7 separate regions of the Homo sapiens genome follow, and all the other regions are linked to region 6. The links are chromatin contacts, found by Hi-C or POLR2A ChIA-PET in ENCODE. All regions are on one chromosome and are shown on one strand. Each heading gives the region's core, a stretch centred on a gene start or an enhancer-like site at or near the end of the contact. The rest is flanking DNA. Distances are from core to core; before and after follow the strand shown.

Region 1 (3,593 bases), core at 1,094-3,593, 470 kb before region 6:
CCAGGTGACCCCTCTATGCCTTGGTTCCTTGCTCTGGTAGGCTTTTCACTTACAATCCGTTTGCCCTGGGGAGGATGAAGATGGGCAGTGCAGCAGAGCCAGGGAGGAAGAGGCTGCCTGCCGATGCCTGCACTCCCCACCACCCTGCTCACCTCTGCTTTGTTCTCCATGGTCACAGCCAGCTCCACCAGCTCCCCTAAGCAGAAAGTACCCCCGTGGTCCTCAGCATCCTCATCCTCAAGCATCTCGTTGGTCACTCTGGGTCCACAGGTACCCCTTGCCCAGTTCCTGCTAACCACCCGCTTTTCCTGCAGAACAAAGACCCTCAGGCCACATGGGCAGTGCTGGGCAGGACCTGGGTGCTGGGTCCTCTCGGTGGTTCCCCAGGCCTGGGTTCCAACCCCAGCCCTCCCTGCATTCCCCACAGAAGAGCTGACTCCCACAGGGTGTTCACATGCCAATGGCATGAGGTTATCCAGGGCCCAGGGCCACCCAGCGGCCCAAGATGCCACAGTGGCCCGTCATCTCTGAGCTGGGAAACCCAGAGCACTCAAACAATGGGTCTCTGTCCCTCAGACACTGCTCCTGGCATTCAGCCCCAACTTCTCTGTCCCCCACTTCCTGCAGGGTTTTAGCCCCTGGGGCTTGAGGTTTAGGAGTGGCCTGTGCTTTGTGGCATAGGCGCAGGGCTGTGGACTGGAAAAGGGTATGAAGATGCATCTACTGGGGGTAGGGGGGCTTTCAGCTGTGGCTCTTTGGTGGGGACAGCAGTGGTCCGACTGCAGGAGGTTGGGAGCTGGCAGGTGCACCCCAGAATAGTTAGTAGGAGAGGGGAACAGAGGCAGCTGTCTTTCCCCGACATGGTCTGGGCCTCCACCTCCTTGCTACGAGCCCTGTCTCCCAGGGTGAGGCTTACACCGGGAACCTGGCTGATGGTAACGGTGAGGCCATCAGGCTGGAGGAGTGCTGGTGTGGTCACAGCCATCCCCCCCTGCTCTGCCTGCCGACGGTCCTCCTGGATCTCCTGTGGGAGGGCTGGGGGTCAGCACACGCCATGGCCCCCCAGGTGCACAGAGACATAGATGCTGATAGGCCTACACAGAGAGACACCAGTGGGACACCAGGGGGCAGAGGCGCCACATCACACATCCCCAGGACCCTCACCAAGCCTCTAAGAGGGACCATGCCCACCCTACCCCTGGCCCCAGCCCCAGAGGCGCATTGCTGAGCCTGCAGGGAGACCACCACGTGTGGGGCACAGGGAGCGGCAGCCAAGTGGTTTCTCCTGGCCCTGTGGCAGCCCACTCACCTGGTACCTGCGGAGCAAGGCCTGGTTCTTCTTGCGCAGGGCAACTATCCTCCGATCCAGCTCTGCGTCCTTCTCCTGCCTGCTCATGGGGGACTCGGCTCTGGGAGTTCCCTGCAGAGGCAGGGAACCCAAGCTCCTGACTTCCGGGTCCCCCTCTCACCAGTCCCCAGCTTTCACATTTTCACCACCCAAGGAAGAGATCCCAGACCCACAGCTAAGGTCACCCAGGAAGGAAGGGGATTGCTTAGGGAGATGGCCCAAATAAGGCCCCAAGCCCCCATTCCAGCTAGGCCCGTCTGCCTGTCCCTGCCTCCTCAGGGGGCTCAGGTCAGGGCCTCATACCCCAAGCCACAGCTCCCAGCAGTGGGGTGCCCCTCCCCCAGCTCTCCAGGGAGCTTCACTGCCGAGCAGAGCCTGGAATGGGAGTTATAAATGGCTCTGGCAGCGGAACCTGCCGTGACTGGGAAGCTGCCAGGGGATTCGGGAGGTCGAGGGGGGAGCTGTTTGGCTCCCAGATCCACAACCAGAGAAAAAGGAGAGGCCCTGGCTCCGTCCTGGGCTCTCAGGCCCTGGACCCCGCACCTAGGCCTGTGCCCAGCCTGGAGGAAAGAGCCGCTCCCAGGGGCCCAGCCTCTCCAGGCCGAAAGCTGCTGGTAGTCGGGGCGGAGAGAGCCAGCTCCCCTGGCGGCCCCAGCCCAGGAGTCACCCTGGGCAAGCCATGTCTCTGCATCAAGATTCCAGGTTCCTCTCTGTCTGGATGCAGGTTCTCTGTTGTGACCCTAGTCACAGCCTTCTTCCTCCCAGCCCCAGCTGTCCCCAGCTGCCCCCAGAGGGTGGCTGCCTGGTATCCCAGCCCCCTCCCAGTCCCAAGAAGCCCCCTGCCAAAGGCAGACTGCCACTCACAGCCGAGTGCATGGCAACGGCGGGCACCGAGAGAATTCCAGAGCAGCCCCTGGGGAGCCAGAGTGGGAGGAAAGCTGGAGCCACCGGAGCCGGGCCTCTGCCGGCCTCTCCCTGCCGGCTTCGCTGCTCAGCACACGAGATCATGTTGTGATTACAAAAGACTCCTCTGGGCTCCCAGCCAGGAACGTCGGGCCGCCACCCCCACCCTTCCACTCTCAGAGGGCGAGGACCAGGGCACTGGCAGCTGGCTGGTCCTGCCTAGCACCTCTCCCTGCCCCACCCCAGCGTCCCCAGACAGACTGGTAGGGACTTCTCCCTGGTGGGTCAAGCCTACACAGGAGGCCTGGCTGCCTAGGCCCCAGCAGGACCCCAGCCTGGGCCTGCCTGCAGACAAGATGGGCAGCCAGCGTAGGCCTCTGTGCCTCCCATGAGTAGAAAAAGGCCTACAGCACACAGATGCGCCTGCCCTCTCCTGCTCCTTCTCCTCATCAGCCTTGGTTTAAGTAATTCAAAGGGATCAAGAAGCTCACCTCCCCTAGACTACCAAGTACTACCACATCCCTAAAATGACAACAATAGTCATTCATTCTTTTAGGTTGGACATTGTCTTCTCTGTGCAGTCATGCACCATATAATGACGTTTCACTCAACAATGGACCACATATATGATGGTGGTCCCATAAGATTATAATGGAGCTACAAATTCCTATGGCTTAGTGACATTGTAGCCATTATAACATGGTAGCACAGGGCACTACTTATGTGCTTATGGTGACGCTTGTGTAAACAGACCTACGGCATGACAGCCGCACAAAAGTATGGCACATACAAGTGTGCACAGTACAGAATACCTGATAATGATAATTAACAATTATGTTACTGGCTTATGTATTTACTATACTATACTTTTTATCATTATTTTAGAGTGTATTTCTTCTACTTACAACAACAACAAAAAAAAGTGAACTGTAAAACAGCCTCGGGCAGGTCCTTCAGGAGGAAATCCAGAAGGCATTGTTAGCATAGGAGATGACAGCTGCAGGCCTGTTAATGCCCCTGAAGACCTTCCAGTGGGTCAATATGTGGAATGGAAGACAGTGATGTTGATGATTCTGACTCTGTGTAGGCCTAGGCTAATGTGTGTGTGTTAGATTTTGAGAAAAAAGTTTAAAAAGTTAAAAAAAAGAAAAAGTTTCAAAATAGCAAAAAAACTTATAGAATAAGGATATAAAGAGAAAATATTTTTGTACAGCTGTACAATGTGTTTTGTTTGTGTTTTAAGCTAAGGGTTATTACCAAGAGAGTCAAAAAGTTTTTTTAAATTAAAAAGTTTATAAAGTAAAAAGGTTACAGTAAGCTAAGGTTAATTTATTACTGAAGA
Region 2 (3,771 bases), core at 931-3,430, 310 kb before region 6:
TCCTCCTCTATCCTTGTAAAGACATAATCTCCTCGGGGTGCTTGGCATAGTGGTTAACAGCAGAGAGTGGGAAACCAGGCAGACTTGGGTTCAGATTCACAGTTCATGACTTGTCTGTATGACACTGGGTAAATTGCTTCACTTCTTGCAGCCTTGGTTTCTGGATGTGTAGAACGGGGTTTGGAGACTTAGATTGGGATAATGCATGTCATACTCTATAAATTGCAGCCATTTGTATAAAGTACTTACTAGCACTATTGTTGGATGTAATCTTGTGAACTAGCAGGTAGAATGAGTGACTGTTGGTTTTAGGTGCAGCAGCAGGTCTTCCTGTGCTCTACTTTTGTAATGGTTAATTTTGCATGTCCACTTGGCTGGGCCACGAGATGCCCAAATATTTGGCCAAACATTATTCTGGGTGTGTCTGTGAGAATGCTTTGGGAAGAGACTAACATTTGAATGAGTAGACTGAGTAAAGCAGATTGCCTTTCCTAATGTGAGTGAATCTCATTGAATCAGTTTAGAGCCTCAATAAAACCAAAATGCTAACCTTCCTTCCAAAGTAAAGGGATAACTCCTTCAGCCTGACTGCCTTGAGTGGGATCCTGGTCTTTTCCTGCCTCAGACTTGAACTGAAACATAAGCTCTTATAGGTCTAAAGCCTGCCAGCTTTCAGACTAGAATTTACACTGTTGCCTCTCCTGCTTCTCAGGCTTTTGGACTCCAACTGGAGCTATACCTTTGATACTCCTGGGTCCCCAGCTTGCCAACTACAGATCTTGGGGCTTCTCTTTAGGATAAATCTTTCTATGTTATGTATATATCCCATTTGTCCTGTTTCTCTGGAGAACCCTGACTAAAACAAACTGGGTCCCACTCTGTCACCCAGGCTGGAGTGCAGTGACACAGTCTCGACTCACTGTATCCCTGACCTCTTAGGCTCAAGCAGTCCTCCCACCTCATCCTCCCAAGTAGCTGGGATCACAGGTACATGCCACCATGCCTGGCTTATTATTATTATTATTATTATTATTTAATTTTGGGCCAGGCACGGTGGCTCATGCCTGTAATCCCAGCACTTCGGGAGGCTGAGGCAGGTGGATCACTTGAGTCCAGGAGTTCGAGACCGGCCTAGGAAATATGGCAAAACCTGGTCTCTACCAAAAAAAAAAAAAAAAAAAAAAAAATATATATATATATATATATATATATATATATTCAGACATGTTGGCTGGAATATGTGGTCCCAGCTAGCTACTCAGGAGACTCAGGTGGGAGGATTGTTTGAACCTGGGAAATGGAGGTTCCAGTGAGCCAAGATCACCATTGTACTCCAGCCTGGGCGACAGTGAGAAGGCCTTTGCTCAAAAAAAATTTTTTTTTGTAGAGAAAAGGTCTTGCTATGTTGCTTGGGTGGGTCTCGAACTCCTGGGTTCAAGTATCCTCCCACCTCGGCCTCCCAAAGTTGAGATCACATGTGTGAGCCACCCCTGGTGTGTTTCTTAAACCCAAAGAGGAGCTTACAGATAGGGAGAAGCAAATACCTGATGTATGAATATAGATAGCTGTCACTGTCAAATAACTGTCTCTGAAAACCCTTCCCTTTAATATATGCTCAGCCTATGAGTACATATGTTTCAAGCATGCCCAAAGCCGTTTTTAAGTACCAACGCTCTTAGTGCAAGGCATTGCTGCTGTCAATATGATGTACCAGTGAGATACTTGCCTTAATGAACACCAATTTGAAAGTTTCAAACACTCTCTATTCTGCTGACATGTATTTCAACTTTTCAGGATCTGCTTTCTAGGTAAAAAGGATAAAATAAAAGGAGGGGTGCCTGCCGCCGAAACCGAAACTTCAGATATCAGCAATTAGGGTTAGGAGATTTTTGGTATATGCACACAGATAAAAGAAGTGTGCTGATGACTATTCAGTACCAAGTGAATGTTGTCAGTGTCTTCAAATGGGTCAAAATGTCTCAAGTATTGAGATCCAGAATGAAATAATCTCCTGCTTCTAACATGATCAGGTATCAAAGTGTGGGTTTTAGTGTGTTTCAGTCCCCAAATCTCCCATTCCCTCGTAGTTCTCATTTGTGGATTGAATGAATGCCGCATGCTTGTGTTTCCATAGCAGACCTTGCCTTGTGGTTTTGAAGTGGTCTCCGTGCTGTTTGAAGTGCCACAGGCAATGGTGGCAAGAACTGGGTGCTGATACATGCTGTGAGTCAGTAGTTCTGATGAAACATCCATCACTGTGATTAGTCTCTTTTTCTGCCACTTCCTGTTCCTAGTAGATCAAAGGGCTAAAAATGCCCCTGTATCAGTAATTGTCTACCAAACCATCTGTACATATAGATCATGCTGTTTAGGTTTGCAGGTATGTACCCAAAATGAAGAACATTTGTCTTGTTGATGTCAGGATATATGTAGCAGTCCTACCAGAATCAGTGCTCCACAGATTCATCAAGAGGGGCACCAATTCTATTTTAGTATGTGGGTTTCCTATTGACAAACAGTGGCTCTTTTTCCATTGAAATATGTTATTCGCCTCAGTGAATCCTAATACAGTGGTTTCAACGTCACAATTGCGTGTGCTAATAGAATACCCAAGCTTCTAGAAAGAGTTATTTATATGCATTGTCTCCATTTCTGAACTTCCTATTCATTCCTCCACTCCAGCCCCCGTCACTCCATAGAATCATTTTCCCCACAGTCATCAGTGACCTCTGTCTCACTGGATTCAGTGGGTATCCTCAGGCTTCTTTCTTGACCTCCCAGCAGGATTCAGTCCTGAGAATCACACTCTCTCTGCTGAAACACCCTCCTCCCTTAGCTTTCTGGACAGCCCTCTCTGCTAGTGTTACTCTTCACTCTCTGACCCCTGCCTACTCTTCTGGCTCTTTTGTGGGTTATTTCCTACATTCAGTCACTGAATGTTGAGGCTTGTCAAGGTCTTCCCCAGTCCTCTTTCTCTTACAGTATGTTTTCTCCCAACTCTCTCATTCTTGCCCAATGTTTCCTTTTTCTCCTCTTTTTTAGAGATGGGGTCTCACTTTGCCACCCAGGCTGGAGTGCAGAGGTACAATAATAGCTCACTGGAGTCTCCAACTCCTGGCCTCAAGCAGTCCTTCCTCGGCCTCCTGAGTATTGGGACCACAGGTGTGCATCACCACACCCGGCTAATTTTCTTTTTCTTTCATTCTTTTTTTTTTTTTAAGAAATGGGGTCTTGCTTGGTTTCCCAGGCTGGTGTCAAACTCCTGGCTTCAACCAATCCTCCTGCCTCAGCTTCCCAGAAAGTGTTGGAATTACAAGTGTGAGCCACCATGCCTGGCCAAATGCCTGATGTTTCAAGTACCATACATGCCAGTGATCTCAAATACAGATCCCTAGCCCAGGGCTCACCCTCTGTGTTACAGAGTCATGTATCCAGATGCTAATTAGCACCACCATTTAGGCATCTCAAAGGTACTTACAATTAGACATGTTCAAAATTCATGCTTTTCTCCCCAAGAAAAATGAGGAGAAGAAGAAGTGTGTTAGTCTGTTTTGCATTGCTTATAAAGGAATACCCAAGACTGGGTAATTTACAAAGAAAGGAGGTTTATTTGGGTCACAGTTCTGCAGGCTCTACAAGCGTGGCACCAGAATCTGCTCAGCTTCTGGTGAGGTCTCAGGAAGGTTTTACTCAGAGTAGAAGGTGGAGGGGGAACATGCATGTCACATGGTGAGAGGGAGCAAGGGAGAGAGGAGGAGGTGCCAGATTCTT
Region 3 (4,006 bases), core at 842-3,341, 420 kb before region 6:
TGTGAGCCACTGTGCCTGGCCATTTTTTTGTATTTTTAGCAGAGACGGGGTTTCATCATGTTGGCCAGGCTGGTCTCGAACTCCTAAATATCAAGATTTTAAGTACATTCATATGTCAACAACTCCCAAGGGTGTATCTCCAATCCAGGCTCTCTTCTGGGCTCAGGGCCTGTATTTCCAATTGCCTACTTGACCACTCCACCGGAATGCCTCAAAGATATGTCGAGGTTTTCCACGTTCAAAACCCAACTCTCAATCTCCCCCAGCAGAAAATAGTGACTCTATCCACACAATTATTCAAGCCCAATTATTCGAAAAGAAAAAGGACTGGGCGTGGTGGCTCACGCCTGTAATCCCAGTACTTTGGGAGGCCGAAGCGAGCAGATCACCTGAGGTCAGGAGTTTGAGACCAGTCTGGCCAACATGGTGAAACCCCGTCTCTACTAAAAATATAAAAAATTAGCCAAGCGTGGTGGTGGCACTGTAGACCCAGCTACTCGGGAGACTGAGGCAGGAGAATCGCTTTAACTCAGGAGGCGGAGGTTGCAGTGAGCCGAGATCGTGCCACTGCACTCCAGCCTGGGCAACAGAGTGAGACTCCGTCTCCAAAAAAAAAAAGAAAGAAAAGAATATATATATAAAGTATATATAAATTGAGCCAGGTACAGTGGCTCATGCCTGTAATTCCAACACTTTGGGAGGCTGAAGTGGGAGGATCATTTGAGGCCAGGGGTTTAAGACCAGCCTGGGCATCATAGCAGGACCCCATCTCTACAAAAATTAGCTGGGTCTGGTGGCAGGCACCTTTAGTCTTAGCTACTCAGGAGGCCGAGGTGGGAGGATCTCCTGAGCCCAGGAGTTCAAGGTTGCAGTGAACTATGATTGCACTCCAGCCTGGGCAACAGAGTGAGACCCTGTCTCAAAAAATAATAATAAAATAAAATAAAATATAAATTGGATGACACTCTCCTGCTATAATACTTCAGTGGCTTTCCATTACTTTTAGATAAAATCTAATCTCTATACCTTGGCCTGTAAAATCTGTCTTTTGACTGCTTATTTCTCCAGCTTTATCTGTACCACTCTCTTCCTATCTTTCTGTGCCTATAGAAGAACCCATTTCTGCCTTGGGACTTTGCATTTTCCCCTTTCCCCAATGAAATTAACTCCCTCTCCTTCCTTAATCAAACATCATCTCAGAGAGGTCTTCCCTGAGCCCCCAATATAATCTAAGTTTCCCTGCTTTTCTATCTTATACGATTTTGTACTTTTTCTTCATAGTGTGTGTGTTTTGGTTTGATTTTTGAGATCACGCTCTGTCACCCAGGGTGAAGTGCAGTGGCGCGATCTCCGCTCACTGCAACCTCTGCCCCGCCCAGGGTCACATAATTCCCCCACCTCAGCCTCCAGGGTAGCTGGGACTACAGGAGCATGCCACGACACCTGGCTAATTTCTGTATTTTTTGTAGAGACGGGGTTGCACCATGTCGCCCAGGGTGGTCTCAAACTCCTGGACTCAAGCAATTCACCCGCCTCCACCTCCCAAAGTGCTATAATTACAGCTGTGAGCCACTGTGCCCAGCCTTCTTCACAATTTCACCACAATCCGTAAATATATATTTATTTATGTGATTATTTGTTCACTGTCTGTTTTCTAAGTTGTAAACTCCAGGAGGGCAGAGCCAAGGTCAATCTTGATATTTGCCCTCCCTCACTCCCTTCCACCCACTGAGAACACTGTTGGGTAATCAGCAGGTACTCAATAAATGCCAGATGAAATGAATGAGCTAGTGCATTTAGTAATGGAAGCTACCCTGTTTATTGGGAGTAGCTTTGAATCACTACTGAAAATCTGGATAAGTGCTATTAAAATTAGGACCTCAGGTAGGTGCCTCAGGTATCTCAGCCCATAGGTCCTTTTCTTCAAGCCTCACCTGCCACTCTCCACCTGTAACGTGTAGTTTTCATCCAAATAACCTGTGCTCCTGGCAATATCCCTAACAATCCCAAACTAAATAAAGAGGATTGTGACATGGACCCTAAATGTCGCCACGTTTGCGTCTCCATCCCGGAATATGACGCTGGTAGCTCATTAGCTCCATTCAAGCCTACAAATTGCATCACCCTCCTCCTCTGCCCAGACCTGGGGGCTCCAACACCTTTCGCTAGGTCTGGCTCTGGCCTCTGAGCGAACCTTCCGTACAGTATGGCGGCTCCCGAAGCCCCGCCCCTGGACAGAGTTTTCCGTACAACATGGCTGTCTACAGAGTGCGATTCCCACCCACTTCCGCCTAGCTACCGGAAGTTTCTATTTGAAACCCAGGCGGCCGACTTAGCCGGTGGCACGACAGTTGCTGCAGGGAATCTTTTAAACGAGAGCGAGAAGGACTGCGGGCAGGACCGGCGGGCTCCTGGGTTCGGCTCTCCCGGGGCGAGGGACTGGGCTGGATGGGAGGAAGGACGGAATGAGCTGGGAAAGGAGGATTTTCTCTTTTCCAACCCCGAGCCGGGGCCTGTCGGGTCGCGCTATCCCCGGGCCCTCCACTCTCTCGGGCCCAGTGGCCCAGCGCTGGGTAACATTCATCCTGTACCTTCCAGGGTTCAGCCGTGCCGCCTCGTTACGATGACCAGTGTGGTTAAGACAGTGTATAGCCTGCAGCCCCCCTCTGCGCTGAGCGGCGGCCAGCCGGCAGGTGAGGGTCCAAGCCACGCCCGGGGCACTGCGGCCTGGCCGGGGATGGTCTCGGGAGTGTGGAGATCGAATGGGTGGCGCGGGCACGGGGAAGGGCGTCCCGTCGGCCCTGAAAACCTGTGAGCCCCCTATAACCAGGCTATGTAGGTTTATGATGGGAGTTAAGGGAAGGACCATGTGGTAGGATTTTAGACGTGCTCTGCACTTTTCTGCCCGCATGTGTACTGTATTCATCAGTTAGATTCAAGTTGTTGGTTATTGTACAATGTTATTCCCATTAAGCTAGGAATCCCCTTCTAATCGGTTATCGTCTTATTTCCAGACTTGGGCTATCTTGAGGGATTGGGTTTGTTTTCAGGGAGGAAAGAGGAGAATCATTTGAGAAGTGGGATACTTAGGGTTCTTTGTTCACCTTTATATCTGCACCGTGTTTCTCATTACCACATTCTCAATACACGTTTGTTGAGTGAAGTGGGAGAGAGGGGTTAGACCTAGGCACAGTATTTGAGAAACTTGGGCGAAGAGAGAGACATGATTAAAAATAGTTTTTAATTGCTTTGCCATCTGCTTTGTGTTGCTTTGCTTGTGGTTGAAAGTCATCTCATGGGGTCTGCAGTCGGGGAACTGCCTAATCTAGAGATTATAGTACAGAGTAAGCTTCAGACATCAGAAAACTGTTGTGGGAGATTATGGAGTAGCTATTTATGATCCCTTCCCAGATGATTCCACTCAGCTGGTACATAAACCTTGGCAAGATGGAGCGCTGAAGTGGCCAGGCACGGTGGCTCACGCCTGTAATCCCAGCACTTTGGGAGGGCGAGGTGGGCAGATCACGAGGTCAGGAGATGGAGACCATCCTGGCTAACACGGTGAAGCACCGTCTCTACTAAAAAATACAAAAACTTAGCCGGGCGTGGTGGCGGGCGCCTGTAGTCCCAGCTACTTGGGAGGCTGAGGCAGGAGAATGGCGTGAACCCGGGAGGCGGAGCTTGCAGTGAGCCGATATTGCGCCACTGCACTCCAGCCTGGGCGACAGAGCGAGACTCCGTCTCAAAAAAAAAAAGATTGAGCTCTGAAGTAAATAGGCTTTTCTCCAAAGGCTTAATGGGTTGTTTGTTGTCTTGTGTTGCCGCAGAACACCTGAATGGTAATCCTGGCACCAGCGGGGACTAGGAGTTGCTGGAAGAACTGGAGCCAGGTCTCTCAGCTGCTGTGTCTTTCCCTTAGATGCGGTGCCCCTGAGTCAGTGGGCAGTGACTAGCTCTCTCAGCCAAGTTGGAAGTGTTCATCTCTTTGATTTCTATCTCTGTCCCA
Region 4 (4,040 bases), core at 708-3,207, 310 kb after region 6:
CCACACATAATGATCTCAAATTGTTTTATAGGAGGAGGAGCTTGGAAATTTCAAACATAAAATGCAACTAGAACAGAATATTATTTGGCATTAAAAGCAAATGAGGCCATGTGCGGTGGCTCATGCCTATAATCCCAGCACTCTGGGAGGCCAAGGCAGGCGGATCACTTGAGGTCAGGAGTTCGAGACCGGCCTAGCCAACATGGTGAAACCCCGTTTCTACTAAAAATACAAAAATTAGCCGGGTGTGGTGGCAGCCGCCTGTAATCCCAGCTACTGGGGAGGCTGAGGCACGAGAAGTGCTTGAACCTGGGAGGCGGAGGTCGCAGTGAGTCGGGACCCCGCCACTGCACTCCAGCCTGGACGACAGAGCGAGACTCAGTCTCAAAAAAAAAAAAAAAAAGGAATTAAGTACTGATACCTGCTACAACACGGATGAACCTTGAAAACACCATGTTAAGTGAAACAAACTAGGCAAAGAAAGATACATATGTTTCTTTTTTAGGTAAATTTAGGCAAAAAATATATTAATAGTTACCTAAGACTGGAGGGAGGGGGAATGGGGAGTGACTGCTAAATGGCTTCTAGAGATTCTCTTTTAGGGTGATGAATTAAATAGTGGTTGATGGCTACAGAATTTAATAAATATAGTTTCAGAAAATTACTTAATTATACGCTTTAGAAAGCGGAATTTTTTGGTATTTGAATCATATTTCAATAAAGCTATTATTTAATTTAAGTTGCCACTGAAAAGCCACAATAATTTTGTTGTGGAGGAAATAATGAAAGTCACTGACTGGAAAAGTAACCTGTGACGTTAGCCAGGTCAACCTCCAAATTCCTTCCCCCATTTCTAACAAGTACATCAAACTAGAGACAGTGTGTGAATCAAAGAATTCCAGGCACAGTTGGCTGTTAACTAGAATAGTAAGTGGCTGCCTAGGTTCTGTCATTCCTAAACTGTAGGGGGCTTCTAGCCTCGGAGATTACGGAAGTAGTACTTTCCATTAGCGAGCTCAAGAAGGAATGTCAAAATAGGATGACACTTTCCTAGTCGCTATGTAAAAACCTAAAAAACCAGAAGAGGTGTCATCTAGACACTCCCAAGTCTATGCAGGTGTCAGCCTGCCCCCACCCAACACCAGCCAGCAGCGTGCACCATTCAACCGTATCTCAACTTGCCCCTTACAAAATGACACACTAACAAGCCCTTAGATCTCATTTGTTTAAAATGACAGATACACAACCTTCACGGGGTTCCCACTCAAGGCCTTCCAGCCTCCGCCCTGCCCCTGCCCACCCCCAAACCTACACACGTGTTAGCCCGACACCGCCCCACCGGGTCCCACGTGCACCTGGTCTAACACACTCCCCACGTGTGGGCGCCCCACGGGCTTCCTCAGGTGGCTGAGGTCACCGCATGACCCCGGGTCTCCAGAGATATGAAACGGGAAGGACAAGGCCCTAGTCCCTGAGGTCCCAACCCTGCGGGGAGTGTCCACACCCATCCTCCATACTAACCCCAACAAATCCAAGGGCCGGGGGCGACGGCCCCTTTAAGACGCGGCCCAGTTGTCGCCCGCAGAGAGGGGCGCAACAAGACCTACACAACCCCCACTCCGTTCGCCCGCCCACGTCTAGTTGCCTCACCTCGGGCCGCCTGGCCCCGCCGCCGCGACGGCGGCGGAGGGGGGGCGGGGTGCGGGCGGGGTCCGGAGGGGGGGGTCGCCCCGCCGACGGTGGAGCCGCGGTTCGCTCTCTGAGGCCGTGGGACGGTGACTGCGTTGGGCGTGGACGCTCCTAGCTCGCTCCCTCCGCGGCTCCTGGGACCCCAAGATGGCGGCGGCGCTGAGGCGGCTGCGGGCGCTGGGCCGGCGGCGGCGGCGGCCACTTTCACTCACTGAGAGGAGCGGAGCAGGGACACGGGGAGCCATGGCGGGGGGGAGGAGAGGCGCCATAGCCAGGCCAGAACAATCGAGCCGCTACACGGGTGGCTTACCCCCACCCCGCCCACACTCACTGCTCGTCGCCTGCCCGTGGCCACCCGTAGTGCCGCTGCCGTCGGCCTCGCGCAGCTCGCACCCCGCCGCTGCCACCTGACGCCCCGTGCGAACCGGGGTTCGAGGGGAGACCCTGATCCATGCCATCTGAGTACAGATTAGTCGGGACTGGGACTGGCGAAGATTGCCGAAAGGCGGCGGGGAGGAGGAGGAGGATGTCATCGCTACAGTGAGCAAGCAGATCTCGCAGGAGAAAATGTCGCGAGAGCTTTCCAGGCCCGCAACCGCCGATGCAAGGTTACTTTTCCCGGAAGTAACGTCAATCGAAACCGCCCGGGATCCTGGGATATTTGTTCCCGCAGGCTAGAGGTGGGAAGGTGCAGCCAAGTTGATAAGATCTCTTTAGGGGAAGGAGAGGCTCGCAGCTGGTATTTTGTTACTAGTTTCTGACCCCTTTGGATGGGGTTGTAGATTGTCGGGGAAGTGCCTGGTGTGTAGTTCGACTACTATACAGTAATTAGTTTGGGGCTCCCATTTAGACTCTGGGAGCAAGAACGCTATAGGTTGGGTAGGACAGCATAGTTAGATAAGATGTCTACGTGAAGGTTGTGGGATACAAGGACTTGGGAACACGCAGACCTGTTATCGGAAATGCCAGCCTGTTCTCACATCCACACAGTGTGCCTCTGAAAAGCGAATAATTGCTTTTACCTGTGCCAATTCTACAATTTGAGTCCACTGCCACCCACATTTACTAAACTTGGGGTCTCGCTATGTTGCCCAGTCTACTGGGCTGGTTCCCAGTCTCCTGGCCTGAAGTGATCCTCCTGCCTGGAAGGATCACCTCAGGCCAAACGTCTCAGAGCAGTCCATTAGACTGGTCAACATAGCGAGACCCCGTCTCTACAAAAAAGACAACATAATAAATGTAATCGACCCAACTACCAGGATGTGTGGTGAGAATTGCCTAGGGTAAGGCCTAGGTGTAGATAAGAATTAGAACTTACTGAAAGTTAAATATGCTGTTAATTCAGTTCCTTTGGGTCTCATTCTTTAATCCATTTTAACCTGGCCCTTAGCATTTAACTAAAAAGTACTTTATTAAGGTCATCAAGTAGCCTTCTTGTGCTGAGTTAACTGACCTTTAAAAAGTTAAATTTGTGTCAGGGTGCAGTGCCACACGCCTGTAATCCCAGCACTTTGGGAGGTCAGGTGGTCGAATCACCTGAGGTCAGGAGCTCGAGACCAGCCTGACCAATATGGTGAAACCCCATCTCTACTAAAAATACAAAAATTAGCCGGGCGTGGTGGCGGGTGCCTGTAGTCCAGCTACTTGGGAGCCTGAGGCAGGAGAATCGCTTGAACCTGGGAGGCGGAGGTTACAGTGAACCGAGATCGCACCATTGCACTCCAGCCTGGGCAGCAAGAGCGAAATTCCGTATCAAAAAGAAAAAAAAAAAAATCCATCTCAAAAAGAAAAAAAAAAAGTTACATTTGCAAGCCAAGCGCGGTAGCTCACGCGTGTAATCCCGGCACTTTGGGAGGCTGAGGCGGGTGGATCACTTGAGGTCGGGATTTTGAGACCAGCCTGGCCAACATGGTGAAACCTCGTCTCTACTGAAAAAAAAAAAAAAAAAAAAAAAAAAAGATTAGCCGGGCGTGGTGGCGGGCACCTGTAATCCCAGCTACTCGGGAGTCTGAGGCAGGAGAATCTCTTGAACCTGGGAGGCAGGGGTTGCAGTGAGCCGAGACTGAGCCACTGTACTCCAACCTGGGACAGAGCGAGACTCTGCCTCAAGAAAAAAAACCAAGAGTTAAATTTGCTTGAATGCATGGCCAGGCACGGTGGCTCACGCCTGTAATCCCAGTACTTTGGGAGGCCTAGGCAGGCAGATCACGAGGTCAGGAGTTTGAGACCAGCCTGACCAACCTTGAAACCCTGTCTCTACTAAAAATACAAAAATTAGCTGGGCATGATGGCGCGCGCCTGTAATCCCCCCAGCTACTCAGGAGGCTGAGGCAGGGGAATCGCTTGAACCC
Region 5 (3,896 bases), core at 1,397-3,896, 480 kb after region 6:
AAGTATGAGACCATCCTCTGCACTCTGCTCTGTCATCAAAGGCTGCTGGGTGGAGATACCCTTTTTGAAAGGTGGCCTTGGTGAGAGGTATGGAGCCAAGTCTTCTAGGTTGCTTGCCCACATCACTCTATCTCTGGCCTCTGATTCTCAACTTTGTACCTGTGTGGCTCCTCTTGTTAGTGCAATGTTGACTGTTGAAAAAGCAGCAGTATGCTTACAGGTTTGCTTAGTTTGGGGACACCGTTACCACCAGAATGGCTGCTCTGACAATATGCCTAGGGACTTTCTCATGGCTTTTATTTAATAAGGAGGCTGGGCACCCTATAAAGCCTCATGCATTCACACCTTTGCAGCATGGTTTATGCCTCAGTGTTATGTGCACTGGAATGTTTTCCACTTCACATTTCCAAGTAGAAATATTAGTGTTACGGAAGTGCCTAATATCCCAGTCCAAATTTTTTTTTTTTTTTTTTTTTTTTTTTGAGACAGAGTCTTGCTCTGTCACCCAGGCTGGAGTGCAGTGGTGCGATCGCTCACTGCAACCTCAGCCTCCTGGATTTAAGTGATTCTCCTGCCTCAGCCTCCCAAGTAGCTGGGATTACAGGTGTGCACCACCATGCCCGGCTAATTTTTTGTATTTTTAGTGGAGACAGGGTTTCACCATGTTGGCCAGGCTGGTCTCGAACTCCTGACCTCGTGATCCGCCTGCCTCAGCCTCCCAAAGTGCTGGGATTACAGGTGTGAGCCACCACGCCTGGCCCCAGTCCAAAATATTTAAAGATTGTTTCCTTAGTGTCTTGAAGTTTTGCACAAAATTCTTTTTTTTGAGATGGAGTCTCACTCTGTCACCCAGGCTGGAGTGCAGTGGCGTGATCTTGGCTCACTGCAACCTCTGCCTCCTGGGTTCAAGCAATTCTCCCACCTCAGCCTCCCAAGTAGCTGGGATTACAGACGTGTGCCACCATACCTGGGTAATTTTTGCATTTTTAGTGGAGAGGGAGTTTCACCATGTTGGCCAGGTTGGTCTTGAACTCCTGACCTCAGGTGATCCTCCTGCCTCGGCCTCCCAAAGTGCTGGGATTACAGGCATGAGCCACCGTGCTCAGCCGCAAAATTCTTTATGAATTTTACACTTGGCAAATGTTAATGACGGAAGCCATAGTCTGCTCCTAATACATGTCCAAAGCATTGACTGTTGTGTCATTAGCTGCCTGGTTACATTAGCTCCCTGGCTTCTTGTTTAGACCACTGCTAATCCCTTAAAAACAAGAGGTCTGGCACTAGTAGCACAACCTAAGGTGGCATTACAGATCTTTGAGCGAGCCACAGCAACTTTTCTGCCAAGTCAGCTTAGTTTAGACTTCAGTGAATCAGGCTATTGCTATCCTAATGTATGTCTCTATGAGTGTATTTAGCCACACATCTGCCCTTGGTTGACTTTCTGACTCATTGCTTGCTTGCTTGTTTCCTTGCTTTGGAAAACTATTGAAGATTGCTAAAAAATACCACTGCAAAGTGATGGAAAAGGGTGGAGAACAGGGGAGTAGCCAGGCTGGATGGCTCAAATATAAATGAATGAGGAATTCTTTATGAAGTATCAGTCAGATTTTATGATTAAGTGATGTAATATAGGAATTATGTAAAAGGGAAGAATGTCTGATACTGATCTATTAGAGAGGTACTTTAGAGGCTTCTTGATTGGCATAAAGTTCCTAAGGTTATAGATTTTCCCCCCTTTTGGCTGTATAGCAAAGTGTTTTAATCCACGGTTGTGCCTTATTGTTCCATTAAAATTGTATCTTCGATCCATCAATAAATACTTGTGGTTGAAACAAAATAACTTTTGTCCATTTTACAAGAATTTTATGTAACTTAGTCCCTTCAAGTTTGAAATCACAGTGTCTCCCTTACTCAAGTTTATGTCTGTACGGTCAGCTGCAGTCTACTCTGCTGCTGCCTGGATATATGAAGTGGAAACATTCATCGAGGGGCCAGCACTTTTGGCTTCGACATGGTTTTGTCAGCCGTGGCCACTTCCCATTCATTCCAGCTAAGACGCAATTTCTATTCTTGACTCCCTGACTCCTTAAATGTAGAAAAAGCCTAAAAATCCAGTATATGTCCATTCCTTAAATTGCCCACCTCCTCATTCATGTGCAGCCTCAGCGGTGACATACTCTGGTTTTACATGGCTTTTTCTTTGCATTTCTTTTTTGAGATGGAGTCTCACTCTTGCCCAGGCTGGAGTGTAATGGCACAGTCTTGGCTCACTGCAACCTCCGCCTCCCAGGTTCAAGCAATTCTCCTGCCTCAGCCTCCTGAGTAGCTGGGATTACAGGCACGTGCCACCACACCTGGCTAATTTTTGTATTTTTGGTAGAGATTGGGGTTTCACCATGTTGGCCAGGCTGGTCTTGAACTCCTGACCTCAGCTGATCCACCCGCCTCAGCCTCCCAAAGTGCTGGGATTACAGCCACCGTGCCAGGCCAGGAATCTGCATTTCTAAGAATCCACCCAGATGACAGCCCTCTTGGTGTTTGGCAAGCACAGTGGACCTACACTGCCTACGCTGGGCCTCGCTTGTCATAACCCCGAAGAGGAGCCACCCCACGTATACCCTCCCTGCTGTCACGTGTCCGTGTGAAGAGACCACCAAACAGGCTTTGTGTGAACAACAAGCCTGTTTATTTCACCTGGGTGCAGGTGGGATGAGTCGGAAAAGAGAGTTCAGCAAAGGGTGGTGGATTATCATTAGTTCTTACAGGTTTTGGGATAGGCGGTGGAGTTAGGAGCAATGTTTTGTGGGCAGGGGGTGGATCTCACAAAGTACATTCTCAAGGGTGGGGAGAATTACAAAGAACCTTCTTAAGGGTGGGGAGATTACAAAGTACATTGATCAGTTAGGGTGGGGCAGAAACAAATCACAATGGTGAATGTCATCAGTTAAGGCTATTTTCACTTCTTTGTGGATCTTCAGTTGCTTCAGGCCATCTGGATGTATACGTGCAGGTCACAGGGGATATGATGGCTTAGCTTGGGCTCAGAGGCCTGACACCTGCCCCTCTGGGAAATGATGCAGAAGAAAGGATGCCCTACAGTTGGGTGTAGCAAACAACAAAACTGCCAGTTACAGCAGGTTTCCTCTATGCAGGAGGGCCTTCAGAAAAGTGACGAATCCTTCTCTCCTGTATTGACCAAAGCTGTAAACAGCCGGACAACGTTTGGGCCCTTTAAGAGTCAAAGACAGAGACAAACTGGAAGCATTAAATTTTTTCCCTAGGTGTTGTGCTACCCCTGGATTAAAAGCCTGGGCGCGGTGGCTCATGCCTGTAATCCCAGCACTTCGGGAGACCGAGGCGGGTGGATCACCTGAGGTCAGGAGTTCGACACCAGTCTGGCCAACGTAGTGAAATCTCGTCTCTACTAAAAATACAAAAATTAGCTGGGTGTGGTGGCATGCGCCTGTAGTCCCAGCTACTTGAGGGGCTGAGGCAGGAGAATCGTTTAAACCCGGGAGGCGGAGGTTGCAGTGAGTCAAGATCGCGCCACTGCACTCCAGCTTGGGCGACAGTGAGAGACTCTGTCTCAAAAAACAAAACAAAACAAAAACCCTCGGGCCTGAGAATGAAATTATTAGTACTACAGTTTAACCTAACAGTGGCTTAAAATAGTCACGCGGCCTAGCCACACTATCTTACCACGTGGTACAGCTTCTACGGCGGAAATTTTACATTCTTAATAATTGAATTACAAAAGCATTTCTCCCTGTTACCTCAATTCTGGGACCCAATCCGGATCGAAAGAGTGGGGCGAGTGCTATTGATTGACGTGCATTCCAACCAACCTACGACGCAAGGAGAGCGCGCGCGAGCAAGACGATGCCCAATAAACACTC
Region 6 (3,603 bases), core at 135-2,634:
AGCATTTCTCAAGGGCCCTCTGGGTCTCTCTGATTTTCTGCCCCAGAGCTTCCTCTTCTCAAAAGCTCACTCACCCCATGAGCAGGGCAGCCCAGAAGTACTGGGACATTAGTGGGCACTATTTTTTTTTCCTTTTTTTTTTTTTTTTTTGAGACAGTCTCGCTCTGTCGCCCAGACTGGAGTGCAGTGGTGCAATCTCAGCTCACTGCAACCTCCGCCTCCCGGGTTCCAGTGATTCTCCTGCCTCAGCCTCCCAAGTAGCTGGGACTACAGGTGTGTGCCACCACGCCCGGCTAATTTTTGTATTTTTAGTAGAGAAGGGGTTTCAGCATATTGGTCAGGCTGGTCTCGAACTTCTGACCACATGATCCGCCCGCCTCGGCCTCCCAAAGTGCTGAGATTACAGGCGTGAGCCACCGCGCCCGGCCTAGTAGACACTAATTTTCTTTCTTTCTTTCTTTTTTTGAGAAAGAGTCTTGCTCTGTCGCCCAGGATGGAGTGCAGTGGCGCGATCTCGGCTCAGTTGGGCACTAATTTTCATTTGATGAACGCCTCTCCTTCGTATATTGTTAAAACTACCACCATGATCCAGGGGGAGATAAAAGAAATCCTAAATCCAGCTTGATCAGTGTTTCACTCCCTGGCATCTTTATCACCACCTAAGGTAGCATGGACCTCTATACCATCTGCCTTAACCTTCTGATCCTCCTGCTTTTAGCCCACTAACTAGCACATGCTGAGAAGGGCATCAGCTACTTGAAAAGAGTCAATGGGCTTGAGTGGAAAAGAAAATAGAGACAGCAGGGTCATCGGTCACATTGGCAAGGGGGCATGAAAAGGGAGTGGAGAGGCTTTGAGATCTTACTTTTCTTTCGTTCTAGGCTCTTAGTGGAAGAATTAAATCAGCCTGCAGAAGAGACTGAAATGAGGCACCTCTTGTCACAGTCAAGGCAGAAGCGGAAACGGAGGCCGAGACTGCGCAGGCGCAGAGGAGGCTAGCGTTCCTTGCTGCCTCGCCCCGCGGCCTCTAGGAGACAGGGGCCACGGGGAGAGCACAGCCACCCGGCGCGAAGAGCCCTCTGTACCCCGCTTCCTCTTGAGGCCCTCGGACCGTCCAGGAAATGTCTGGGAGCCCGCCTGCGGAGGGCATAGCGCCGACCCTCGCTCCCCGCCCAGGACCCGAATGAACCTGGAGAGCGGATGCCAGCAGTGGCCGAGGCGCTAGGACAGGAAGGACCGCCAGACCTCTCAAGATCAGCCTTCCTCGCCACCGTTCTCACCTCTTTGTCCGCTGCCTTCTCCTCAATGCCTAGCAGCGCGTACAGGTCCATCTGTAAGAGCTCCTTGGTCACTGCCATGGTTCCGGCCTGACGGATTCGTACTACAACTCCCAAGAGTCTAAGCGCGCGTGAGGACTGCAGGCTCCGAGCGGCGCCTAGCCCTCTGGGAATTGTGTTCTGGGTCAGGCTTGACTGACTCTGAGGGAGGCCGGCAGTCGTGAATGAACTACGACTCCCAGCAGCCCCCGTTGCCGCCGCTGCCGTACGCTGGCTGCAGGAGAGCGTCCGGATTCCCTGCTCTAGGTCGCGGCGGGACAGTGCCAGTGGGCGTGTGGGGCGGGGCAGGGCAGGGAAGGGAAGGGCGGAGCTGGGGTGAGGGTCCAAGGGGCCCAGGACTTGGCCGGCGTGATCTCAGCTCTGCAGACCCTGCGGTGCTGGGAGCCACCATGGAGAGTAGGTGCTACGGCTGCGCTGTCAAGTTCACCCTCTTCAAGAAGGAGGCGAGTCTTCCCTCCCCGAGGGCTGCAGGGCCAGGGAGGAGAGGAGGGAAAAGCGCGGGACTTAACGTCCAAAGACTTGGTCTTACGGCTCCTTTCCAGCTGTGTGGTTTTGATGAAGTCATTGATCCTCAGTTTCCATTTCTGTAAAATGGGGCTAACATTCTCTCGCTTTCAGGGTTTATGTGAGGGTCCACTGAAGTGCTTTAGGTGAGAGTTCCCTATAAACTGTAAAGCGCGCTGCCGTCGTTTTTGCAAAGCTACTCTTTTCTGTCGGCCCAGTGTAGCATCTGGCGGTTTTCTTCTCTCCACCCTGCTCCTCCGAAGCGCGGTGTCCATCACACCAAGCCCGTTACTCCCTCTGCTCTGAAATCTTCCCCATCCCGCAGCCTGCCCTTCTCCAGGTCGCTGGAGTTAGATTACCACACTTCCTCCTGCTTCCGGGGCACCATGGTGAAGGCTGACTGTCCTGTCCCTATCACAGACCTGCCAGATTCCTCTGGTAAACTGCAGGTTCCCTCTGCCTCAGTTGTGGCCAGGGATTCTGACCAGGAGATGATGGGAACTAGATGGAGTAAATTAGTGTCACGCAGGAAGGCAGGACCGTGCAGCATTCACCAACCTGGATTTTGGAGTCAGCGTTCAAATCTGAGCTCTGCTGTCTTATTGAGGCGGTGACCTTGGTTTGGATAAGTTATGTAACCTCTCTGGCCCTCTCAAAATAAGGATAATCACGGTTGGCATCAAGATTAAGTAAAATAATGTGTGTAAATTGTAAGGAATAAATCACATGATGAATGTTAAGTACTGGGTTTAGTGCCTGGCACATAGTAAGTGCTTAATAAATGGAGGCTATTGTTAGCCCATCCTGAGCCAAGCCTCCCTCCATCTCTGCAAGAGCAGAGGAGGCATCGGCTCTGCCCTGTCTCTCTGATTCTCCTTTGTGGAAGAGTCAGTGGCCTGAAATACTGGGCTTTATCTATCTGTCTTCTACATCCCTGGGTCAGGGAATTGAAGACAGGGTAGAAAGCATGGGAATTTTGTATAAACCTTCATTTGGCTTGAATAAGGTACTGGAAACCGAGGAATTGCTTTACTCACCATCCCTAGGCCTTAGGGGCCCCACTCCTCTTCTTCCTCCCAGCAGCTGGTCATAACTTCAGTGACTTCTCTCTGTGTGTGCTTGGAGAGTCCCTGGGAGCAGCCTGCAGGGGCGGGTGAGAGGGGGATCTCCCGCTTCATGTTTCTTGTAGTACGGCTGTAAGAATTGTGGCAGGGCCTTCTGTTCAGGCTGCCTAAGCTTCAGTGCAGCAGTGCCTCGGACTGGGAACACCCAACAGAAAGTCTGCAAGCAATGCCATGAGGTCCTGACCAGGTAAGAGGCAGGCATGGGTGAAAGTTCAGCCAAGTATGGCAGTGGGCATCTGGCCAGCCCTCACAGCTTTGTACTCTGTCGCGAGAGTCAGCCGAGGAAGTGTTTGGAGTGGGGGGCACTGCCTGGTGGGATGGCAGGATTTATAACACTAGATTTCTTCTCTGTAGAGGGTCTTCTGCCAATGCCTCCAAGTGGTCACCACCTCAGAACTATAAGAAGTAAGTGCTGAAGAGAAAAAGACAAAGAGCATTGGGGAAAGGATAAGGGAGCCATAGGGAAAGACCCTGCCCCCATCTTCTAGATAAAATGAGCACAGAATCAGGAGAATTCTCTCCTCTCTGGCTCCTGACTGCCCTCTTGGGCTGGTAAAGCAGCTCTTCAGCCCTCTCTCCAGGACAGGCACTTGGTAGAGCTTGTCCTTTCAGCTGGACCGTCTGGCTGGTCAGCCAGG
Region 7 (4,035 bases), core at 1,221-3,720, 480 kb before region 6:
TGATGACAGGTTAAAGAATCTGGCACTGTTTCGTTTAGAAAAGACAGAGTGAGAGGAATTGAATAAAGGCTTCAAGTATATTATTCTTTGGTACAGAAGAGTGACATGCTGTTTTCCCACTCCACTAAGAACCAAGCAAGAAGAAAGGCATTTAATTTGCAACAGAAATATGGAGAAGCAATATGGAGTGCATTCACGAAAGGGGACTGAAGGAAGCTTTGTATTGGCCTCAACCTGGAATCTTTAAGAATAATTCATCATGGAATAATTGTATGATATGTCCTGCCAGGAAGGCCCTAGAGCAGGGGAGAGAAGAGAGGACAACTTCCAGAGACAATTCAAGAATTGTTTTTTTTTTTTTTTTTGAGACGGAGTCTGGCTCTGTTGCCCAGGCTGGAGTGCAGTGGCGCCATCTTGGCTCACTGCAAGCTCCGCCTCCCGGGTTCACGCCATTCTCCTGCCTCAGCCTCCCGAGTAGCTGGGACTACGAGTAGCTGGGACTACAGGCACCTGCCAACACGCCCTGCTAATTTTTTTGTATTTTTAGTAGAGACGGGGTTTCACCATGTTAGCCAGGATGGTCTCAATCTCCTGACCTCGTGATCCGCCCGCCTCGGCCTCCCAAAGCTGGGATTATAGGCGTGAGCCACCGCACCCGGCGACAATTCAGGAATTTTAAGTCAACAGGCTGCCCTGGCTGACCTAGGAGCAGGGTGGAGGAGTGAGTTATTTCTTCCCCATCAACCCACAAAAGGCCATAAACACTCCACACTACCAATATCCTTGAAATTTCTCAGAAAGTAAAAAAAACAGCTTTTTCCTTGAAATAGCATCTGGCTAGCCATTACTAGTGGCAGCCCCACACCTGGGCCTGGATCAGGAATGAGACTGAGGCTGGGTTAGAGGCCTGTGGTTCCAGCAGTCCACTAGCACACTCAGTTCTGGTAGCCACTTGACTTCTGTGCTGCTGAGGTGGGCAAGGCAGCTGTTTTGGGAGGGCTTCCTCGTGTGTGTGTGTGTGTGTGTGTGTGTGTGTGTGTGTGTGTGTAAGGGGGGTCCTCTGGAAGCCAAAGATTCCTGGAGGAGGGGGGGAAGTGAGAAGGGCAGAGGGGATCCTGCCCCACAGGGTAGAAGCCAGGTCAGGCTCACACTTGCAGGGGCTTGAGGGAGGGTTCACCCACAGAACCCCATCAGAACCACAGTTCTGTTCCCCAACACACGCCCAGACAAGTCTCCCTCACTCATTCAGACACCCAGGCAGTCCATATGCCCAGTTCTGGGAACACAGGAAGTAGCATCCAAGGAGGAGGGAACCAGAATTCTGGAAAGCCTTATAGAGAGGGAATGGGGAGGAGAGAAGGCAGGGAGAGCAGAGAGCGGAAGGAGGGGGAGGGCACAAGTAAAGCCGCAAGGGAGAGTCTGAGCATGAAGGGTTGTTAGCACCTAGGGGGTCCAAAGACCAGGCACAGAGCCCACTGCCTGGCGCCTGGCCTGGAGCCAAAGAAGACAAACCTCACATGGGAAAGTGGGGAGGGGACAACCGCCCAAGCCTTGAGGTCTGGAGGGGATCTGAGAGTGAAAACGCTCTAGGAGTCCTGAGAGTTAAACTCCTCAGGTTCAGTGCAGCTCCTTGGGTCCAAATCCAGGCCAAAACCAGGAATTGGAAGACCCAAAAAGCGGGACCAGCGACCTGCGGCGAACTTTGGGACTAAGGTGGCAAGCGAGTCTGGAGAACAGCTCAGTCCGTGGCTCTGTCCCGGAGGCTCAGGGTTGGCGGGGTGAGGCGGGCTGGGGTACGCAATTGCGACGACTTCAGTAGAGCTCCGAAGCCCAGCCTGGACTGGGTGGAAGGAACACAACCAGCTGCGGCCCCAGTGAGCGCTCCAGGTGCCAGAACCGCCTACCCCTGGCGTCAACCAGGTTCTTTAGCTGTGAATGGGCCTGGGAGACCCACCCAGGGGGTACGCGGTGCGGGGAGCAAGCTGAGAGCTGGAACGTGGTATCTTCCCTATCCCTCTTACCGTCCCCTCCCAGAGGATAAACCTAGGCCTGGAGTCCGAAGCCCAGGCTGCTATTCCACCTGTCACTTCGGAGCCTCGGGGCGGAGCGGGGAGGCGCCAGAGTTGACAGCTCGCGCTCCGACCGCCCCCTTCTAGCTCCGCACTCCGCCTCGCACAACGCCGTTCCCCCTTTTAAAGAAGTGCCCGGGGCTCCACTCTACGCCGCGCCAGCCCACCAGGGGTCGCGGTGACGTCGCCCGTTTAAGAGCCAGCCTCCCTTAACTCTCTCTTAACGGGGCGTCCCGGCGGGGCTCGCGGCTCCCGGCAGCCGCCGCCTCCCCTCGCGGCACTTCCGGACCCCGGCGTCGCCCTTTTAAGGGGCAGCCCCCAGCAGCGCTCTCCCCGCCCCCTGTTGCCGGCGCGCGAGGCGGGGGAGCCGGGCTGGAGCGGAGCGCGCGGTCCGCGCGGCCACTGGAGACCAGGCGGCCGGCGGCCGGGCAGGCGGCGGCGGAGCGCGCGGCGGCGTGGCGGCGGATGGGGACGCGGAGCCGGGCGGCTGTGGCGGCTGTGGCGGCTGTGGCTGTGGCGGCGGCGGGGAAGCAGCTGACGGGCCGGCGGCGGCGGCGGCGCTGGCGGCGGTGACTGGTCCAGGCCCCGGCGGCGGCTGCAGCAACGCGGTGGCGGGCTGCGGGCGGGCGGCGTGAGGAGCGGCGGCGGAGCGCGGGGCCGCCGGGAACCGAGGGCGCCGGGCCGCCCCCTGCCCAGTCCTTGCAGGCCGCCAGGCCCCCTCCAGCCGGGGCCGTGGAGCACCGGGGCAAAGGCCGGGGCCCCCCCATGAAGGAGCGCGACGCGGCCCCGGCCGAGCGGGGCAAGCCGGCCACCTACACCGGGGACAAGAAGGCGAAGATGGCGGCCAAGACCAACAAGAAGTGGGTCCGGCTCGCCACCGTGTTCGCCTACGTGCTCTCCGTGTCGCTGGCCGCCATCGTGCTCGCCGTCTACTACAGCCTCATCTGGCAGCCGGTGGGCGCCGGGACCTCGGGGGGAGCCGCTGGCCCGCCCCCCGGCGGCTCCAACGCCACTGGCCCGTCTGGGACTTCGGGGGCGGCGGCGGCGGGGCCCAACACCACTGGGTCGTCCCGCCGCGAGGCGCCGCGCGACGTTCCCCCACTGCAGGCGGCGCGACCGGCGCCTCCGGAGCCCCCTGCGGACAGCCCCCCGGCCGGGCCGCTCGAGCGGCCTCGGGGGCCGGACGAGGACGAAGAGGAAACGGCGGCGGCGCCCGGGAGTCGTTGAAGCCCTCCGCGCTGGGGGCCGCCGGGAACCATTCTCCCCAAGCCCAGAGGCAGGACTTCGCAGCAGGATGGGGTGGAGAGCCCGCGGGAGTGACCCCCACGAGAGTGAACGCCCCTCACACTCCCACCATCGCCGGCTGGCCCCGGAGCGGGAGGCCCGCAGCCAGATCTTCAGCCAAGGGACCACGATTCGCCGGGGGGCTGGGGGTTTGCTGCCCAGGACCGTGCTGCACCAGGGCCCTGAGCCGTAGGGGGATGGGGGGAGGGGTGGGGAGATCCCGGCACCAAACCCTTCTGCGCCGCTCGCTCTGGTGTATCCTACATGCAGGGGTGACTGGGGCTTTCCCCCAAGACTCAGGGGAAGGATGGAGCTGTAGGGGCTCTTTTTAAGTAAGCTGAAGCTCTCGAAAGGAGGAGGGCACCAAAAGTAGTGGAGCTCAGGTACGTCAACCTAGTTGCAGTGGCCAGAGATGCATTAAATTTCTAGATCCCTGTATATAGTTGTTGACATATGCACTAGAAGCTATAATCACATAGAATTCTATGTATATCCTCCCACACCCTGGGTAGCTACTGACTGAAGGGGTCAAGCAAGGGCTATTTGCTGTCCCCCAAAAAGTACACCTGGCCAGAAGGGCACAAACACGGCTTCTTAAATCACTCACTTTCTCCTGTTCCCCTCCTGTTTCTGAAATATAAGTTTATGACGTTCTTTCACAAAAGAGTATAATCATTCTTAG

What was found. Hi-C counts contacts between places; a loop is a spot of excess contacts on that map. ChIA-PET counts read pairs that join two places held with the same protein, here RNA polymerase II (POLR2A). Pooled maps may share reads with other maps.
Region 1: a loop to region 6 is called in a pooled map, with 3 times the contacts of the local background. The contact joins the promoter of CCDC9B here to the promoter of DNAJC17 in region 6. A Hi-C loop is called at or near these places in 7 of 50 pooled maps. POLR2A ChIA-PET finds 5 or more read pairs at or near these places in 2 of 52 experiments (AG04449 and WTC11).
Region 2: a loop to region 6 is called in a pooled map, with 6 times the contacts of the local background. The contact joins the enhancer-like site here to the promoter of DNAJC17 in region 6. A Hi-C loop is called at or near these places in 5 of 50 pooled maps.
Region 3: a map of naive thymus-derived CD4-positive, alpha-beta T cell shows a loop between it and region 6 (23-fold over the local background). The contact joins the promoter of KNSTRN here to the promoter of DNAJC17 in region 6. A Hi-C loop is called at or near these places in 1 of 168 maps with a recorded cell type or tissue (naive thymus-derived CD4-positive, alpha-beta T cell) and 11 of 50 pooled maps.
Region 4: a loop to region 6 is called in a map of naive thymus-derived CD4-positive, alpha-beta T cell, with 25 times the contacts of the local background. The contact joins the promoter of INO80 here to the promoter of DNAJC17 in region 6. A Hi-C loop is called at or near these places in 2 of 168 maps with a recorded cell type or tissue (both naive thymus-derived CD4-positive, alpha-beta T cell), 17 of 37 single-sample maps with no recorded cell type and 25 of 50 pooled maps. POLR2A ChIA-PET finds 5 or more read pairs at or near these places in 2 of 52 experiments (GM12878 and WTC11).
Region 5: a map of CD8-positive, alpha-beta T cell shows a loop between it and region 6 (7-fold over the local background). The contact joins the promoter of OIP5-AS1 here to the promoter of DNAJC17 in region 6. A Hi-C loop is called at or near these places in 1 of 168 maps with a recorded cell type or tissue (CD8-positive, alpha-beta T cell), 3 of 37 single-sample maps with no recorded cell type and 12 of 50 pooled maps. POLR2A ChIA-PET finds 5 or more read pairs at or near these places in 1 of 52 experiments (K562).
Region 7: a loop to region 6 is called in a map of CD4-positive, alpha-beta memory T cell, with 8 times the contacts of the local background. The contact joins the promoter of INAFM2 here to the promoter of DNAJC17 in region 6. A Hi-C loop is called at or near these places in 1 of 168 maps with a recorded cell type or tissue (CD4-positive, alpha-beta memory T cell) and 7 of 50 pooled maps. POLR2A ChIA-PET finds 5 or more read pairs at or near these places in 1 of 52 experiments (AG04449).

Annotation. Positions count from the first base shown.
Region 1 is chr15:40,338,596-40,342,188 of GRCh38, forward strand. It overlaps CCDC9B (coiled-coil domain containing 9B), which reads right to left and starts at 2,344. Exons shown (of 11, transcript NM_207380.3): 1 at 2,213-2,344; 2 at 1,310-1,420; 3 at 917-1,024; 4 at 153-308; 5 at 1-65. The coding sequence starts at 2,224. RefSeq lists an enhancer at 1,437-2,240.
Region 2 is chr15:40,491,436-40,495,206 of GRCh38, forward strand. No RefSeq gene overlaps it. Among named protein-coding and RNA genes, the nearest start is that of CHST14, 22 kb to the left of the region's middle. Within about 2 kb of position 2,181, at least 2 of the 41 ENCODE cell types and tissues checked have a DNase peak (open chromatin) inside an H3K27ac peak, as active enhancers do.
Region 3 is chr15:40,380,630-40,384,635 of GRCh38, forward strand. KNSTRN (kinetochore localized astrin (SPAG5) binding protein) reads left to right here and starts at 2,092. Exons shown (of 9, transcript NM_033286.4): 1 at 2,092-2,415; 2 at 2,599-2,693. The coding sequence starts at 2,207. RefSeq lists enhancers at 970-1,470, 2,096-2,165, 2,125-2,648, 2,414-2,583, 2,649-3,170.
Region 4 is chr15:41,114,323-41,118,362 of GRCh38, forward strand. It overlaps INO80 (INO80 complex ATPase subunit), which reads right to left and starts at 1,958. Exons shown (of 36, transcript NM_017553.3): 1 at 1,651-1,958. RefSeq lists enhancers at 820-1,600, 1,226-1,275, 1,356-1,405, 1,456-1,535, 1,601-2,380 and 2 more and a silencer at 1,636-1,905.
Region 5 is chr15:41,280,051-41,283,946 of GRCh38, forward strand. It overlaps OIP5-AS1 (OIP5 antisense RNA 1), which reads left to right and starts at 2,647. Exons shown (of 5, transcript NR_152821.1): 1 at 2,647-2,668. It overlaps CHP1 (calcineurin like EF-hand protein 1), which reads left to right. Exons shown (of 7, transcript NM_007236.5): 7 at 1-1,837. RefSeq lists an enhancer at 2,835-3,576.
Region 6 is chr15:40,806,089-40,809,691 of GRCh38, forward strand. DNAJC17 (DnaJ heat shock protein family (Hsp40) member C17) reads right to left here and starts at 1,385. Exons shown (of 11, transcript NM_018163.3): 1 at 1,281-1,385. The coding sequence starts at 1,358. It overlaps ZFYVE19 (zinc finger FYVE-type containing 19), which reads left to right and starts at 1,001. Exons shown (of 11, transcript NM_001077268.2): 1 at 1,001-1,780; 2 at 3,031-3,152; 3 at 3,320-3,370. The coding sequence starts at 1,502. RefSeq lists enhancers at 664-753, 1,214-1,263, 1,304-1,353, 1,984-2,033.
Region 7 is chr15:40,321,222-40,325,256 of GRCh38, forward strand. INAFM2 (InaF motif containing 2) reads left to right here and starts at 2,471. Exons shown (of 1, transcript NM_001301268.2): 1 at 2,471-4,035. The coding sequence starts at 2,835. The coding sequence ends at 3,296. LOC112268152 (a long non-coding RNA gene) reads right to left here and starts at 2,422. Exons shown (of 3, transcript XR_002957721.2): 1 at 2,022-2,422. RefSeq lists an enhancer at 1-148 and silencers at 2,159-2,528, 2,859-2,938, 2,949-3,178.